2 separate regions of the Mus musculus genome follow, and region 1 is linked to region 2. A link is a loop called in an ENCODE intact Hi-C map of the cell type or tissue named here. Cell type or tissue: left cerebral cortex. All regions are shown on one strand. Each heading gives the region's core, and the rest is flanking DNA. Links, peaks and the distances in the headings are about the cores only.

The links. Hi-C counts contacts between places; a loop is a spot of excess contacts. Peaks named below come from ENCODE experiments on the same cell type or tissue, not always from the same donor. Only the 100,000 strongest peaks of a DNase experiment are listed, where the experiment ranks them.
Region 1: it touches region 2 in a loop (5-fold over the local background); 15 of 42 quality-filtered maps call a loop at or near these places.

What each region holds. Positions count from the first base shown.
Region 1 is chr5:73,531,637-73,539,970 of GRCm38, reverse strand. It overlaps Dcun1d4 (DCN1, defective in cullin neddylation 1, domain containing 4 (S. cerevisiae)), which reads right to left. Exons shown (of 11, transcript NM_178896.5): 7 at 5,274-5,365. Among named protein-coding and RNA genes, the nearest start is that of Dcun1d4, 45 kb to the right of the region's middle. In left cerebral cortex, for the core only: no CTCF peak of the experiment used is centred there; DNase peaks (open chromatin) are centred at 392, 2,080, 4,528 and 6,906; H3K27ac peaks cover 501 bases.
Region 2 is chr5:73,427,185-73,435,518 of GRCm38, reverse strand. Cwh43 (cell wall biogenesis 43 C-terminal homolog) reads right to left here. Exons shown (of 16, transcript NM_181323.2): 10 at 6,847-6,952; 11 at 4,972-5,107; 12 at 3,546-3,695; 13 at 1,151-1,295. Among named protein-coding and RNA genes, the nearest start is that of Cwh43, 25 kb to the right of the region's middle. In left cerebral cortex, for the core only: a CTCF peak has its summit at 3,635; a DNase peak (open chromatin) is centred at 3,648.

The DNA.
Region 1 (8,334 bases), core at 65-8,064, 100 kb before region 2:
CTGAAATCTTAATTCCTCAAGGTGACTGTGGGCATTATGCCGAGGATGGCTTTACCCCAGGCACACAGGGAAGAATGCATTACATTCAAGGGTCATTAATAACAAAACCACAGTAAACAAGGGCAAGGGAGGATGCGAAGTAGTTAGGAGGGAGATGGGTGAGGGTCACCAGGAGAAGATGGGAAGAGTAGTCAACTGTTAGGAGCAAAAGATATACATGCTTCATAAGATTTTAAACAAGCAAGTTAAAAATATTTTTAAATTTTTGGAGGTGAATTTTGGACTGAGTCACGAAGGCAAAGCCTCTGTGAATGGAACTAATGTCCTTAAAAAGCAGCCTAAAGAAACTCATTTGTCCTAACCAGTGGGTGAGCACACAGCCATAAGGCACTCTTTGACAAGCCAGTTCCAAGCGGTCCCTAGATTCCAAAGCTGCTGGAGCCTCGGCCTATAGCTTCACCCAGAACTGTAAGCAACAAACTTCTGCTATATCAATTTAAATAAAGTAAAATGTGTGTCACTGCATAGAAATGCAGGTTTTTATCATAGGCACATGGGTTCCAACTTGAATCTAAAGTATTTAACAGGACATATTTAATAAAACAAAAATGACCAAAACCCAGGGGAGAGATCTCAAACAGAAGACAAACTAAAAAGACAGACCACTTCCATTTCAGTCCACACAGCCACTTCCCTTTGAGGTTTTCTGTGGACTAGGTAAACACATCTTACAAGCACAGGACTTAGTGATTCAACTAGCAGAATGACTAATATTTCTGAACTTTTAAAGTATTATTTCTAAGTCCTGCCCCTAATGGACTTTGACTTGGTGACAAGTCACCTTCATGGTCAACCTGGCTGCACTTAGAATCACCCAGGAAGCGTAACTCTCAGTGCCTGCTGAAGGTGTTTCCAGAGAGATGACTCAGGGGTGGGCACCCACCACGCTGAGTGTGGGCAGCAGCACCCCCGGGGCTGGGGTCCTGAATGGGACCAGAAGGAAGGATAAAGATGACAGTGTGGTTCATATGCATCTGGAACGAATTTATAGGAGGAATGTGGAAGAGTTTAAAGCTGCAAAGCCTTCAAGGCTAGCAAAGTTCATAAGCAGAGCTTACCCGGCAAGCCTGGTCAAAGTGTGGAAGACTAGAGTGCCAAGGAGGCACATAGGAACTCACCGGCTCTCAGGAGGGCACGTGGGTGGGGGATGGAGCTTTGGGAACTGGACTGGAGATCAATCATATTTGCCAAGGAACTGTCACACGCCTGTTCATGTCCTAAAAACCTGAAGGCTGAGTTCAAAAGTAGTGGTCTATTTTGTCTATTTCAAGACAGTGTAAAATGTTCAAGCTGTGGCGTGGCTCACGTGTGTTCACCTACGTTTATTTACAGTCAAGAGAACAGGAAGGAAGGAGCGTGAACACGGCTAGAGGTGAAGAGTAGCCACTTTGGCGAGGGTTCAAACCATTTTAATACTGGGATCAAGACCACAACTGAGCACTGCTGACCAGCTGGAGCTGTACAGAGACACTGCTCAGCAGAACCCTCAGCCTGGGTCACACTAAACACACTTCAAAATGCAGCAATGCAGACTCACTCGAAAACTCTTATTTGGAGAGCGACTGATTCAAGTGGCACCAGGAAGGAGGCCACCTAGGAATCCTTAGGAAGGTCCTTCCCCAGGTTCAGGGGCTGCTGCAGCTCTGGTCAGGTTGTGTTTAGAGCTGGCAGCACAACTTGGCACAGGTGCTATTTTTTAGGCATGCACAGTACAAGAATTACGGAGTCAGCCAGGCGGTGGTGGTGCACGCCTTTAATCCCAGCACTCAGGAGGCAGAGGCAGACGGATTTCTGAGTTCAAGGCCAGCCTGGTTTACAGATTGAGTTCCAGGTCAGCCAGGGCTATACAGAGAAACCCTGTCTCCAAAAAACAACAACGACAAAAAAAAAGAACTACGGAGTCATGGAGAGAGAACTGCCAAGGTTCCCTAAGGATGCTGACATCAGGCAACATGTAGTAGAAAGGAGATTCTGCCCAGAACTCCGAGTGGGCAGTGCGTCACGCAGTGGAACTAAAGCCCGTGTTATGATATAGATTCCGAAATCCCACAGATGGCAGCCAGGAAGGTGGGCATGTTTACTGAGGAACCTTTGCAAGTACAAGGAGAGCTGGCCCGAGAGAGACACCATTTGTTCCACAGGTGACAAGCAGAAGGGGGCGGGGGGTAGCATGGCTACTCCAGCCCAGTGGAGCGCAGAGAAAGCCATTTCGAGCCCTCAGATCCTGGGCACGGAGCTTCAAGGTTTTGTGTCCATTTAGGGTTTCTGGTCTCACTTAGGCTGATCTTTCCTGCTATCCTCCCAGTTCCCTGTTTTGGGAATCAAAGTGTTTATTCTATATCATAGTACACTGGAAGTATGTTTCTTAACTTTCTTAATTTCACAGGGCTCACAACTAACCGACTGCCTTGACTCTCAAAAGAGAATTTTGGACATCTAAAAAGTGTTGGAACCCTGAGACTATGAAGACTTTTAAGTTGGTCTAAATGCATTTGGCATTCTGAGGTGGCCATAAGCCCAAGCAAAGTGTCCACCCAAGCTCATGTTTGAGAGCTTCCTCTCGAGCTAGCGGCATGGTTCTGAGGGGCTGTGGAGCTCTCGGGAAGTGAGGGCAGGCTGGAGGAAGCAGACCTGCATGCCTCTGCTGCTAGGCCTTCCCATGTCAGACATCTACTCATGGCGTGTGCCAACATAAACCTCTCCTCTCTCTGAACTGCTTCTTGCATTAGTTAGTTTTCTGTCATTTTGATAAAAGGCTTTGATCAAGGTAAGTGAAGGGAAGAACAGGTTTATTCTGGCTTACGATTCCAGAGGGCTAAGAGTCCATCCTGCCGAAGGCACAGTAGCAGGCAACGGGCAGCTGGCAAGCTAAGAGATCGCATCTCAACCACAAGCAAGAAGCAGAGAGAGAAGTACAAGGTGAAGCTATTTGATCTCAAATCCCAACCCAGGGATGTATTTTCTCAAGCCAGGACACACCTCCTCATGTCCCCAAACAGTGCCAGCAACCTGGGGACCAATTGCTCACACTGTGGAGCACATTCTCATTCAAATCACCACACACTTCTTGTCAGGATCCTTTAATGCAAGTCCTCATAGTGTAGTGACCCCCCCCCAGCCATAAAATTATTTTATTGTTACTTTATAACTGTAAGTTTGCTACTGTTATGAATTGGATATAAATAGCTGAGATTTCCAATGGTCTTAGGCAACCCCTGTGAAAGGGTTGACACACCCCCCCAAGGGGTCATGACCCACAGGTTGAGAACCACCCAGATGAATCTTGTTCATGAGTTTTCTTTCCCAGGATGTGGGAACCGGCATATCAGAGCCATTCAAATATTTCCTAAACAGTTGGCTAATCTAGGGAGGCTGCAGGAGGGCCCTTAAAAACTTGACATTGTATAACACTTGAACCACAAAGAACAACAGTTGTACCCTGAATGATCACCTCCAGGTTGAATAAGAAAACTAGTCTCCAGACTTTAACACACAGCAGGTCCTTCTGCCCTTCCAGTGGGTCGTACATCGCCAAGCCCTGGACTTCTAGATTTAGGTCACAGCCACCAGCAGTGACTACACTACATCACAGAACAGAGCCCACAACCAAGAGCTTCAAGGAGTCCTATGTCCCCTACAATGGAGACACTGGCTTCTTTCAGGACATGTAGCACTCAAACACAAGACCTGGTGTGAATAAGAAATCTTGTGAAGATAAATGTCTGGCAGAACCCAAGCCTATAAGAAAATGAGTACCATCCCTTCAAGAACAGATGAGCGTGGGCCTTTGAGCACAGGCCTGAGAGATGGCGCTGCCTCTGGAGAGCTGAAGGAAATCCCCACACGCCACGTATCCACATCTGTCCCAAGGACACTCTGAGCAGCTACGAAATTCCCTTTCTGACAGCAGCAGGGAAAGCAATGAGGCAAGGATGGGTCAGCAGGTTCCAACGTGACAGACGCCATTACACCGGCATTTCACAGGCCACCACCCCACAACTGTAGTGCACACAGACAAGAAATGTGTCTCTAAAAGGATGGTGACGTCTGCCTATCAGTCCTCTGCCACAGACGATGCTGTTGAGGAAACTGAGTTAAAAACCATGTCTTAGACTTTCTTCCCAGCCTTACTCTCATGAGTCACATATCACTCTCCCTAAGCCCTCAGTTTCCCCATCTGACCAATGTTCAAAATTAAGCCGAGCTGTCTGTTTTCACACTGTGAGGTTCAAACAGGAAAACAGCAAAGAGAAGACACAATGCGCACAGTGCAGGCTGTACCCACAGAGGCACAGGGACACCAATGAATCCATCATGGTTTCAATAAAATTATGAAACTATTTCAGTTACAACTTTAATCCAATAAATTGTAAGTCTGTTATTCTTAGTTATGCGGCAAAGAAAATGATAGAGTACTCCTGGCTCTCAGACTGAAGCTAACTAGCGCTTCCTCTTGGACACCTTCTGAATCATGCCCTCTCCCAAGGTGCTCCTTCCCACAGCTCCTTCCCACAGCTCCTTCCCACAGAGCAAAAGAATTTTTTTTTTGAACGAAACTCTAAAGTAAGAAAGCACTCGTGTATGCATGCACACTCGCGCACACAGACACACACACCAAGTAAATACATAAAGCTACTAATTGTTCTTCTTAGTCTAGACTAAGGGGGTCAACACAGTTAATAAAACTGACTGGATAGACAAAATGTAAAATACACAACAAATTTTTAAAAGAAAGAAAATATAAAATAGCTAAATTCTTAAAGCACAATTATATACTACAGTAATAATGTTTGGGATATCTGTGGCTAAATAAAATGTACTAAAACTTTATATTTTTAATGCCGCTGTTATAAAATTTTGCTTTACATACGTGGCTCACATGCATGGGAAAAGGGAGAATCATTTCCTCCCAGAGCCACTCCTGAGAAATACCATCACTTTCTTTACCATCGCTTTCTTTGCCACATGTTCAACTTATAAACACTTCATTCACTAAGCTAGACCGTCATTATCCTCAGGATGGGGTGTGGTCTTCCCGTGTCTGACCAAGGGAGGCTTGCTACACTACCAGGCTTCTCTTCTCTCACACACCATGTCCTAAGTTCCCAGGAGCCAGGTGCTACCAGAGGAGATTGGAGAGGTCCCTCCTTTACTGTACCCATCTTCCACAGCCCTCTACTAACCACCCGAGACCCTCACAGCCCCGGACTTACTGTAGGGAAGTCATTCCTTTCAGCCACTCCTGTAGAGTAAAATAGCCCATGTTTTGTGCATCCAATTTCCAAGCTAGGACAAGCATAACTACCTGTTAAAAGACAGAGATACAGCAACACATCAGACCTGGGCAATTAGCTACTCCCACGTCCTGCATGAGCTTCAGCCCACGTGGCCCAGTCACCGCAGTGTGAAGGGTGGCTTCAAAACTGAGTGAGTCTGGGTTTGACAAAGATAATAGAATAAAACTAGTGATAAAATTATTTTTATTTTAAAACATTAAATTTAAAAATCAGTGGTTTTTTTTTTTTAGATTTAAAGAGGTCAAAATATGATTGATAAATAAAGGTAAAAGAAATGTGATTTATAAATTAGTGGGCTACTAAGAAGTTTCTCTCCCAAAGGGCACACTATACGGTCTTCACATTATGCATAGTACATTTTCTCCTAGCTCAGAGGTGTACTGCAACTCTGATGTGTTAAAATCAATTTACCCAGGTAAACCAACCACATTCTTAACTGACTCTGCGTATTATCAAGCTTGGTCTCTATTCAGTTCTGTCACAAAGGCCAAAAGTAAATGTGAGATCCACACGGATGGTAGCCCGGATAGGGAGAGCCCAGGCGCCTCAGGCCTACACTAACAACTGCAGGCCAGTAAGGACTGCCAGTCAGGACTGCCAAGAGCAGGAGAAATAGTCTTCTCTGGGCAAAAGTGTATGCGCATGCACGTGCACACACACACACAAACACACACACACACATACACACATACAAAAACACACAAACACACATACACACACAAACACACATTCACACAAACACACACACACACAAAAACACACAAACACACATATACACAAACACATATACACACACACACAAACACATATACACACAAAACCACACAAATACACAGACACACACAAACACACATACACACACAAACACACAGACACATACACACCAATTAATGAAAAAAGGTCATGAATTTTACAAAGCAAAGAGGATGGGTTTTGAGGAAGAAAAGGGAAGGGAATCCTGTTTTAGTTTTTCTACTAATTTGTATCTAGTTTGTAACAGATGTACTAGTGTTTTTAAAGTTTTGCATAAAAACATGGTTAATAAGCAGCTAAAAGTGAAGGAACATGAATTTACACACATGAATGCTCGTGCACGCACACACACGCACACACACACACAGTTAAACAGCTACAGTGGACACTCATCATCCTGGGGTTAAATCAGTGAGAAAGCTATGTGTTTTTAAGGACTCCCACCCCTTAGTAAATGAAAGGATATTGACTTTTATGGGCCTGATACAATCAGGAAGCAGGGAGTGAAAATATCTTTAAAGTGCTATTAGCAGAGGTGAAAAAGGCTTTACAACCAACCACTGCCCTGACTGTTGCTCTGCTTGCTTTGCAGGCCGCAGCCTGAGGACACAGTACGTTGGGGTTTATTAAACAGCACTTGTCACCTCAGGCTATGAAATACCACCGCTCCCTCTGTGTCGACAGAACTGAAGCATGCAGCACATACTTGGAAACAACCCAAATCTGAATTTAGTCTTTTAGTCCCCCACATAATTTTACATATCAAGACTGTCTCTTCCTACAGAAACAGAGTCTAAGGGTTCCTAACTGCCAGCAAAGATGCCAGGAATAGCTGCCTTTTCTCGAGAGCTGTTATTGGTGAGGAGCTTCGAGCACTTTCCTTTTCCAGTCAGAATCAAAGCCGGATCATCTCACATGGAGGCAGGCTTTTTGCCTCAGTGAACCGTTCAGCTCATCCCTCAGGTCCGGCACCCTAACCCTGAACTCCACTCTCTCTCAACTGCGGCCGCCTGCCCCCTCCCATCTCCTCTTTGTCCCCTTCCTTTCTCTAACCCCTGCCAGGCCAACTCCCTCCCAGCCTTGAGCACCAGTCATCTTTCCTGCACAGCAGAGCCACCGTGTGAAACACCGATGACCTGCTCCCTGCAGCGTTTAGACCAAGGTGAATAATTTACCAAAATACTGGAACTAGAACACCTTAAAATAATTTTTAAAAATTTCAAAACAAAAATCCATATGATGAAAACATTCTAAAGGTCCTTTAGAAAATGTAACTCTTCTCTTGGAGACACTGTGGGGAGGGAGCAGCCCCAAGGCAGGAAAGGCAAAGGGGAAATGAAGACCAAAAGGTATAAACCCACTCCCAGTTTTCGTTAGAAGCACAGTGTACACCATGGGCACCAGATGCCTTTAAAAGGGACAGTCCCTTGAGACCTCCTCCAGACTGTCACCTCCCTTAGGACCTGCCAGGTTTGCTGTACTGGCAGCTAGAGGAAAACCAACTTGCATCATTTATGAACCAGGGCACATGTGTCATTTTTCATTTTAGTGTAACATATTTATTATATGAGAACAAGATAGACTATTTAACAGTTGTGATGCAGAGAACTAGGCAAAAATAATTAAGCATATATAAAATAATTCTAAATTCTGAGGGAAATATTTAGTGCATTTACACTAAAAATCAGTCAGTTTTTGAGTTAAGTTCAATTAGAAGTGAAAGACCTGTGGGAAATTTATGGTAATTACCACCTACTCAGCCCTTTATGAATAAGTATTTAAAATCTGGAGCTCTTTATTAAGCGGGAACAGCTACTGAGGGGGATAAAGGTACAGCACAGGGTGACTAGTACCCACTATTCATCTGGCACTGTGGGTACGCATGCCCACACCCTTCTTATACATCAGAATTAATCACTTAATGTACAAGAAACCAACCCAGTAAATGACCAGGCCAGGCAGTGGTGGCGCACGCCTTCAATCCCAGCACTCGGGAAGCAGAGGCAAGTGGATCTCTAAGTTTAAAGCCAGCTTGGTCTACACAGCAAGTTTCAGGACAGCCAGGGCTACATAGACAAATCCTGTCTCTAACAAAGAAGGGGAGGAGGGGGGGAGAGGGAGAGAAAACATTCTACTTATAAATCAAACTAGAATTAGGACATATTTCTCAGATGGCCTCACACAAGCCAACACACAATTACATCTTGTTTTATGGCTTTGTTTG
Region 2 (8,334 bases), core at 106-8,105:
ATCTTTGGAAAGGCCCTGTGTGACTGGACGCCTCTCTTTCTGATACTCCATTTCAGCTTTTACTCACAGCCTTATAACTAACTTTCACAGTGTGGCAGATTCCATTTTCTAAGTACAATAACATCTCACCAGCCTGTGGTACCCATCCTAGATGTCTTTGACATTCCCTGCAACAAAGAGTGAGGTTGATAATGCTTCAGGTGGATGTGACAAGAGTTATGATTAAAGCAGAGGTGACACTGTGCCACTTTAGAAAGGCAAGTCCTAGAGGACAGTGCAGGCTCTCCCCCTTGTTTATTCACTCCAGAACCTAGTCACTGTAAGGGAAAAAGCCAACTAGCCCAGGAGGAGGAGTGATGGTCCCGAGTCAAAAGCATCGCTTGTGAATCTTCCGCACTGGAAATCCTGTAGTACCCAAGAAACAGCTCACAGGCCCCGTATGGAGCACAACTGAGCTGTCCCCACTGAGCCCTGTCCACAGCACAGGTTAGCGAGCAAGCTGATGGGTGTGTCCTGCTGTTTTGAAGCAGTGGGTGATGTAGCGCCTTTTGTGCTGACTAAGCACAGGCTACATCAAGTCATCAGGGTCCTGGGAGGGCTGCTCAGCTGGAAAGGGGGCTTGCCACACAAACCTGGGTTCAGATCCCCAGCACACACATAAGGATGTGGGCACAGTTAGTACACACTTGTCATTCTAGCCCTGGGAAAGCAGATGCAAGCAGATCCCAGGGTCTGTTCCATGAGCTCCTCGTTCAGTGAGAGACCCTGTCTTGAAATAATGTAAAAAATAATGGAGGTCGCATGATGTCAAACTCTGACCTCCAACTGCGCACACACATACACATGTACACACACTCCTACATGCACGCACACATGCATATACACACATGTACTTGTTCATGCAAACACACGAGCATACACACATGCATGCATATATGCATGCAAGTGCACACACATGCACACAAACACACACACATGCATACACACATTTGGGCAAGTGCACACAGATACACAAATGCACACACAAACACACAAACATGCGCATGCGCGCACACACACATGAAAGCTTTTTGGGTTGGATTTTTTAAGTGTATAGGAATAAAGAACTATTTAACTTTATAGATCCAAAATCATATTAAACTTGTGTTACCTTCACGTTGCCATGTTTTGTGAGTTGTATGTAATCTCTGGAACCGGGCTCTGAAGTGATATAACCCAGAAATATCACTTGATTTGAACAATTTTTCAGCAGTTTTGACACTGCAATAGCCTGTAGCTTCCTGTCAAGGTCATCTCTAAAAAAAAATGCAAAAAGGAGTCTCTTAATTATATGTATAAATCAATTAAAAGAAAAACAGGTAACCAACTTCCCTCAAAATATCCCCAAACAGGGTACTAAACCAGAGCTATTTCTGTTGGGAAAAGGTTTAAATTTTCACAATGAACAAGACGTAGATCCACACTTCAAACTGGGCTTGACAAACGCTTGACTGAGAAAAACCTTTCTGTAAAAACCAGTGAGTCAGTCTCATTCAAACATCTTCCTTAGGGCTGCAGAGATAGCTTTGCACTTAAGAGTACTCGCTGCTCTTGCAGACAAATGGAGTTTGGACATGTCAGGCATCCATGTCAGCCAGCTCACAACCACCTGTGACATCACCGTCAAGGCATCTGTTACACTCTTTTGGCCTCCTCTGGCTCCCACCCTCACATGGACATCCCCACTCACAGGGACACACATACACATAGTTAAAAATAAATCAAATCTTTACATTTCTATTCCAAACACGGAATCTGTTCAACTTTTTTTCAGTATTAACAAATCATGGCAGGTACGGAGACGTGGCTCAGAGGCAGAACGCTTGCCAACACACACACACACACACACACACACACAAAGGCTCTGCGTGTACTCTCAACATTCCGAGTAAATTTAACACACAGTGAAAGAAGAAAGTGTGGCAGTGACGTGAGATCCGGTTGTTAGGATCACAGCTAAAGAATGAATACCAAAGTAAAGGATCCAGGGCACTCATAAGAGGGAGGGATGTAACCTTCACAGAACAGCCTGGGCTTGTGTAGCCTACACCCTTACTTCAACGGAACATTTTTTGAATGTCTCCTCTGCTCTCTCGCCCAAATACTGACTGGGTATCTGGCTTTTAGTAGACTAATTACTGTAGGTATGAACAGAAAAATAGGCAAGTACATTGAGCTTTCAAGGGACTTACAGATCCAGAAAAAAACCTCGCTTTTGATAGGACCTATCAAGAGAATAGAGGCACCTCAGGAACTTCAAACAAAGTGAATTTAATACAGGGAGTTGGGCTGGGCATGGTGGCGCACGCCTTTAATCCCAGCACTCGGGAGGCAGAGGCAGGTGGGTTTCAAGACCAGCCTGGTCTACAGAGTGAGTTCCAGGAAAGCCAGAGCTACACAGAGAAACCCTGTCTCGAAAAAAAAAAAAATACAGGGAGTTGGTTACTTGAGTGATGAGAAGCCAATCAGGGAGCAGAGATACAATCAGAGGTTGGCAGCACTAGAAGACGGACAGACAGAAGTGACACTACAGAGTCAGTAGGAAGTAAACTCTGGCTAGAGGGGGGTGGGCTAATGCAGGGGCTGCCGCCATAGAAAAGACTCTACTGCCAGAGAAACCAGAAAAGGGGTAAGACATGCTCTGGCTTCTCCCTTTTGTCATCTTCCAACCTTGTGCCTTTTGTTGACTAAATCCACCTAGAAAGCAGAAGACAAAGGACTCTGGGAAATGCCATTCCTTGCACTGTAAAGACACCGGTGGGTGCAAGGAATAGATCCATGCGTAGTTGACAAACAGAGGCATTTTCCTAGAAAGATGGGGGAGTGTTACAGGAACAGAGCGAGATGGGGGAAGATCACTGGGAACCAAGAGGACTGGAGAGATCTGAAGGAGACTTGAAGACAGGAGCTAGCAGAGAACAGGTGCTGGATGGCCACTGTTAGCTAACACTGTTTCAAAATTGTTTGTGAAAATGTGTGGAAAGAAGGGAATGTCACTTAGTGCCCTTGGATCCCAGCAGTACATCTATTTGTGCCAATGACTCTGTAAGGACAGGGAGTGTTGTTGCTGCTGCTGTTGTTCCTATAGTCTGGTTTCACATGTAGATCCAAGCACTTCTGAATCCAAGCACATTTGTTCTGAATTCTTCCTAGTTGTGTGACCCTGACGGTCCACATCATCTAACCTCTCTCCACCTAGTGTCTTTATCTATGAAAAGGACCTTAATATGGCACTTTGCCCATACTACATGAAGATTAAACATGGTCACACATGTATGAAGAACTACCACCCAAGAAACAGTCATGGGCTCATATGGCCATTTGCATCCCAGATGCACAAACAACCAGCAACACAGGGACAATAATCTAAGGATTTTTGTTTTGTTTGTTTGTTTTGAGATAGGAAGTCAAAAAGGCTACTTCATTTTTAAAAAAATCAAAGTGATATATATGTTAATAGTATTTCCTGGCATTTGTATACTATCAAGTAATCCAAAGAAACTCACTCATGATTCCCAAAGTGTGTCACCACAAAATCCACCAGTCTGTTGGAGACGTTAACTGTCATGGTTATGGCTGGTGCGATCTCGCCCTCTGGCGACGGAAGAAGGTGATGTTCCGATCTGACAATCGGGTACCGAGACAGCACCATAATCCTGTAGAAATGAGAAAAAGCAGAGCAGTTTGATTCTCAGGCTGTCATGAAGATGAGACAAAGGAAGTGCATTCAAAGGCCATGTCACGTGGCAGCTATCCACCGAGGGGCACTCAGAGCAGGAGTGTGGTGAAGACTCCTGTGGAAATCTGATCGCTGGTTCACTGCCTCTTCCTATTCAGCCTGTCTTGCTGTGTTCATCACAGGACCAGAAGCGTTGCGGCAAATGCCATGGAGGCGTGAAACCAGCATCATTGATAAAATGAAAAACCCACCTGGCTTGTGCTGTTACTGTAACAACATCCCAAGGCCACTACCATGAGCTCTCTCTCTCTCTCTCTCTCTCTCTCTCTCTTTCTGCCCCTTGTTTTCTCCATGCATAGTGTGGATCACAGTCTCAGACTATCTGGTTTATTTCTTTGTGAACGTGTTTCTAGTTGTCCTTCAGTCTCTGCAAAGGACTGGTTCCAGGATACCCACAAAAACACACATGTTCAGATGTTCACCCTATGTAAAATCATATCACATTTACATACAATCTGTACACGTCTTCAGCTGCGTGTATTAACTCATTTCTAGGCTGTCTTATAGCCTCTAAATTAAGGCCCATACATTACTTGAATCTAATAGAGTTCATAATGAGTGGCAAATCCAGGTCTTACCTTTTTGGAAACTTTCTATTTTTTACAGACTTTTATTTACTTATTTATTTGTTTATCTATCTACTTACTTATTTATTGGGGACTGGGTATGCACCTGTCTGTGCTCACAGGGGCCAAAAGAGGGAGTCAGCTCCCTCAGAGCTAGAGTTTTGGTATTTGCAGAGACGCTGAATTTGCTATGTGTGGTGGGATCTTAACTCTGGTCCTCGTGAATGCACAGCAAGTGCCTGGAGCCGCCCAGCCATCTCTCTAGCCCCAGTCTTTGGAGCGCTCTAAACTTTTTCAAATATGTTCAATGTCAAATTGTTTGAATGCAGGAGCAATGACGCTAAAGGCCAGGCCAACTGTGTTCTTGTCTTTTACACTACAATGTAAGTTACCTGAAAATATTAGACAGGCCCAACATTACAACTTCACCCCAACCTTGAAGAACTGATCTGTATGAAGAAGCAGTAATGTCCAGCCCTCAGGAGTCACTGTGAAAATCCATGGCTACGCACAGTGTTAGCACTCCCCTGCCACTGAGTCACTGAGACATGGTCACAGGACAATGTCAACTTCCCAGCCCAAGCCACAACTGCTGCTTCTTCGCATTAATTCCGAAGCTACACTCACCCCCAGGTGTGATCCCTGGTGCTTGGCCCAAAGTCTGTGTAGAAACCCAGCTTCTCCCCCAGCCACATTGTTAAGTCGTTGTTCCCTATATAGGGCTTGGAAGCATCGCTCTCCAAAATGGTGATAAAATCTGCACCTGTTTGGGGGAAAGGGGACGGAAAAGCAGCCAGAAAGGAAACCACAATATAAAAAGCAATTAGCAAGAACTTGATGGATTTCATTATTGTTTTGTTTTGTTGGGGCAAGGGCTGGCCTCAAACTCATGATTTTCCTACTTCTTCCTCCCAAGTATAGATGTATACCACCACGCCCAGCAGAATGCTATTATTATTGAGCCTTGCCTTCACTCATAAACCCCAAAATAATTCATTCTTATGTGTCACCAAAAGAATATGACTCAAATCTGTGCTGGGCACTTAGAATTTAATAAAAGCATCGGGCATTTTAAAGAAGGAGAAGAGCATGGATTTTTTTCTATACTTTTAATTTTTTAATTTTTTTGTTTTTTTGTTTTGTTTTCTTTTGTTTGTTGGATTGTTTGTGACAGAGTTTCTCTGTGTAGCCCTGGCTTCCCTGGAATTAACTCTATAGACCAAGCTGGCTTTGAACTCACAGATCTGCCTACCTCTACCTCCTGAGTGCTGGGATTAAAGGCATGGGCCACCACTGCCCGGCTCGTTTTTTTTTTTTTTTTTAAATAGTCTTGACACTTTCCTCAGAAGTTCTAATAATTTTCATGTCGTTTACAAATTCCCAGCTTATGTTCAGAAACAATAAAATAGTGTCCATCAGCTTTTTATGTTTTTGAGACAGGGTCTTGTGTATCCCAGGCTGGCCTCTTAATGTAGCTAAGGATGACCTTGAACTGCTGTCCTATCTCCACCCCAAGAGTGCTGGGGTTTACGGGGAAGCACCACCATGCCTGCTTTACTCAATGGTGGGAATTGAACCCAGGGCTTTGCCTATAGTGGGCAAGCGCTTTACCCACTAAGCCACATCTCCAACCCCACAATGACATTTTCAAGGCAAAAAAAAAAAAAAAAAAACTCCATGGTATTGGTATAAAAATGAGTTTATTAGCTTTTCTTAGACTCTGGACTGCTGGGTCTGAGTGAGCGTTCTAATCAGGACTAAAGCACTGAGCTCATAAAGACCCCAGAACACTTCTCAGGAGGTGGCCTTCACGTGGGGAACAGCCAGAACCTTTAGTCCTTTACAGTCATGCTGCATGCACCACGAAGTGTGCAGACCTAGATCCTCACACTCTGCAGGATGCTTCATAAAAAGAGAACTCCTCAAGGGCTCGGAGACAAGAAAGACTGGCCCTGGGGCTTTAAGAAACAATTGTTTTCCTTTTTTTTCATGTGCATCCGTGTTTTTCCTGCATGCACCCCTGTGTGAGGATGTGAGATCCCCTGCAACTGCAGTTACAAACAGGTGTGAGCTGCCATGTGAGTGTTGGGAATTGCACGTAGGCCCTCTGGAAGAACAGTCAGTGCTCCTAACCACTGAGCCATCTCTCCAGCCCCTGAAAACAATGTTCACTGTACACTCAACTCTTTCTGCTTTACAGTCCATTACGTTCTTAGTCCCCAGCAGTAGATCCCCAGATGGCAGGAGCAGAAACATCTCTAACAACAAAGGCATGAGATGAATCTCCTGTTGCTACCCAGTAGGATGGGCTGTTCAGGATCAATGGATTGATTGCTCTAAAGGACAGCTGTGGTATGAGATTATAGACCTGACCACAAGGTGACGCTTCCTTAGGAACTTAACACACACACAGCAATACTAAGACCGGGGGACTTGGTGAAAACAAAGAGAACAAGAGTGGTTTCTCAGAACCTGGAGCCAGTTTCAGAAGGACTCACTCACCTGTCTCCTTGAGCAGTTGAGCAGACCTCTCTAGATTGGGCCAGCCTTCATTGTCATATCCAAACCTAAAAGGCCAGATGGCAGCAGAGACCACTGTTGCTGGTGCCTGAGGAATTATTGAAGTGATAATTTTTGTATAACTATGAGCAATGGAAGTTTGGGGTCCCAGCCTTCTTTGCCTCTCTCCTATTAAAATTCACATTTCAGCAAAGAAAATCCCATAGACATTTATCCATATTTAATTCATAAAAATAGGGAGCTTACCCTATGGTCTTCTCAAAGCAAATTTATGAACTAGTTTAAACTTGGCTGCTCAGACAAATGTTTGGAACGTGTTTCTAATAGCCATTGCTTATAGTAGCTCTCTCTCTCTCTCTCTCTCTCTCTCTCTCTCTCTCTCTCTCTCTCTCTGTGTGTGTGTGTGTGTGTGTGTGTGTGTGTGTGTGTGTGTGTGTGTGTGCAAATAAGGAAATAAGGAAAAACCACCTTCCTCAATGTTATGGCTTAAACGTCAAGTTTCCCAGATGCCCATTTGCTCAAACCACTGTCTGGGGAGAGCGTAGCGCCCATGCAGGCAGTTATGGAACATTTGGGGCATGTAGCCACACTGGCAGGTGAAGGGCTGTAAGGGCAAGGCTTATGAGTTTATGTCCCCGATGTGCCCAGATGTAACGGGTCACCAAGCAAGCTCCCACCACCACAAAGAGCCCCACCCACTATGCCTCCCCTCCCCTGAAACTGTGAGCTGGAATAACTCCTTCTCCCAGCCTGTTCTAACTGGCATTTTGTCCCAGCAATGAGGTAAGAGCCTTCACTTCCAGCACTTAGCAGAGGCAGGAGGATCTCTGTGACTTACAGAGTAGCCAAGGCTACATAGAGAAACCATGTCTTAAGTGTGTATATGTGTGTGTGTGCATACATATGTGTATGCATGTGTGTGTGTATGTGAGTGAAATTATTTGCCTGATGTATGTGTGTGTGAATGTTTGTATATGTGTGTGTGTGAGTGCATGCACACATGCCTTCATATGAGTATATGTGTGTATGCATGTGTGTGTGTGAGCGAAAGTATGTGCATGAGAGTCTGTGTGTATGTATGTGTGCATGTTTGTGTGATATTTGTGTGCATGTGTGAGCATGTATGCATGTGAGTGCATGTGTATATGTGTGCGCATGCACATGTGGGGTGTGTGTGTGTGTGTGTACATTCTAAATCTCTGTACTTCTATACTACTCTACTCAGAAAACCTCTTTCTTGGACCACTGAAAAGCCTCATACGTGACTTTAGCAGCCACGTTCAAATCTATTATTTCTTCATCTGTCACAGGTGTCCCACTGTGATTAGAGATACCCGGCGTGATGAGGCCCTCCCCAGTCTCTGCACCTGCATCTCTCTCCACTCCATAACACCAGCCCTGCAGGCCACTCGGATGTATCTCAAACACTCTAAGCTGGCTCTCCCTCGATCATTTATACAAATTTCCTAG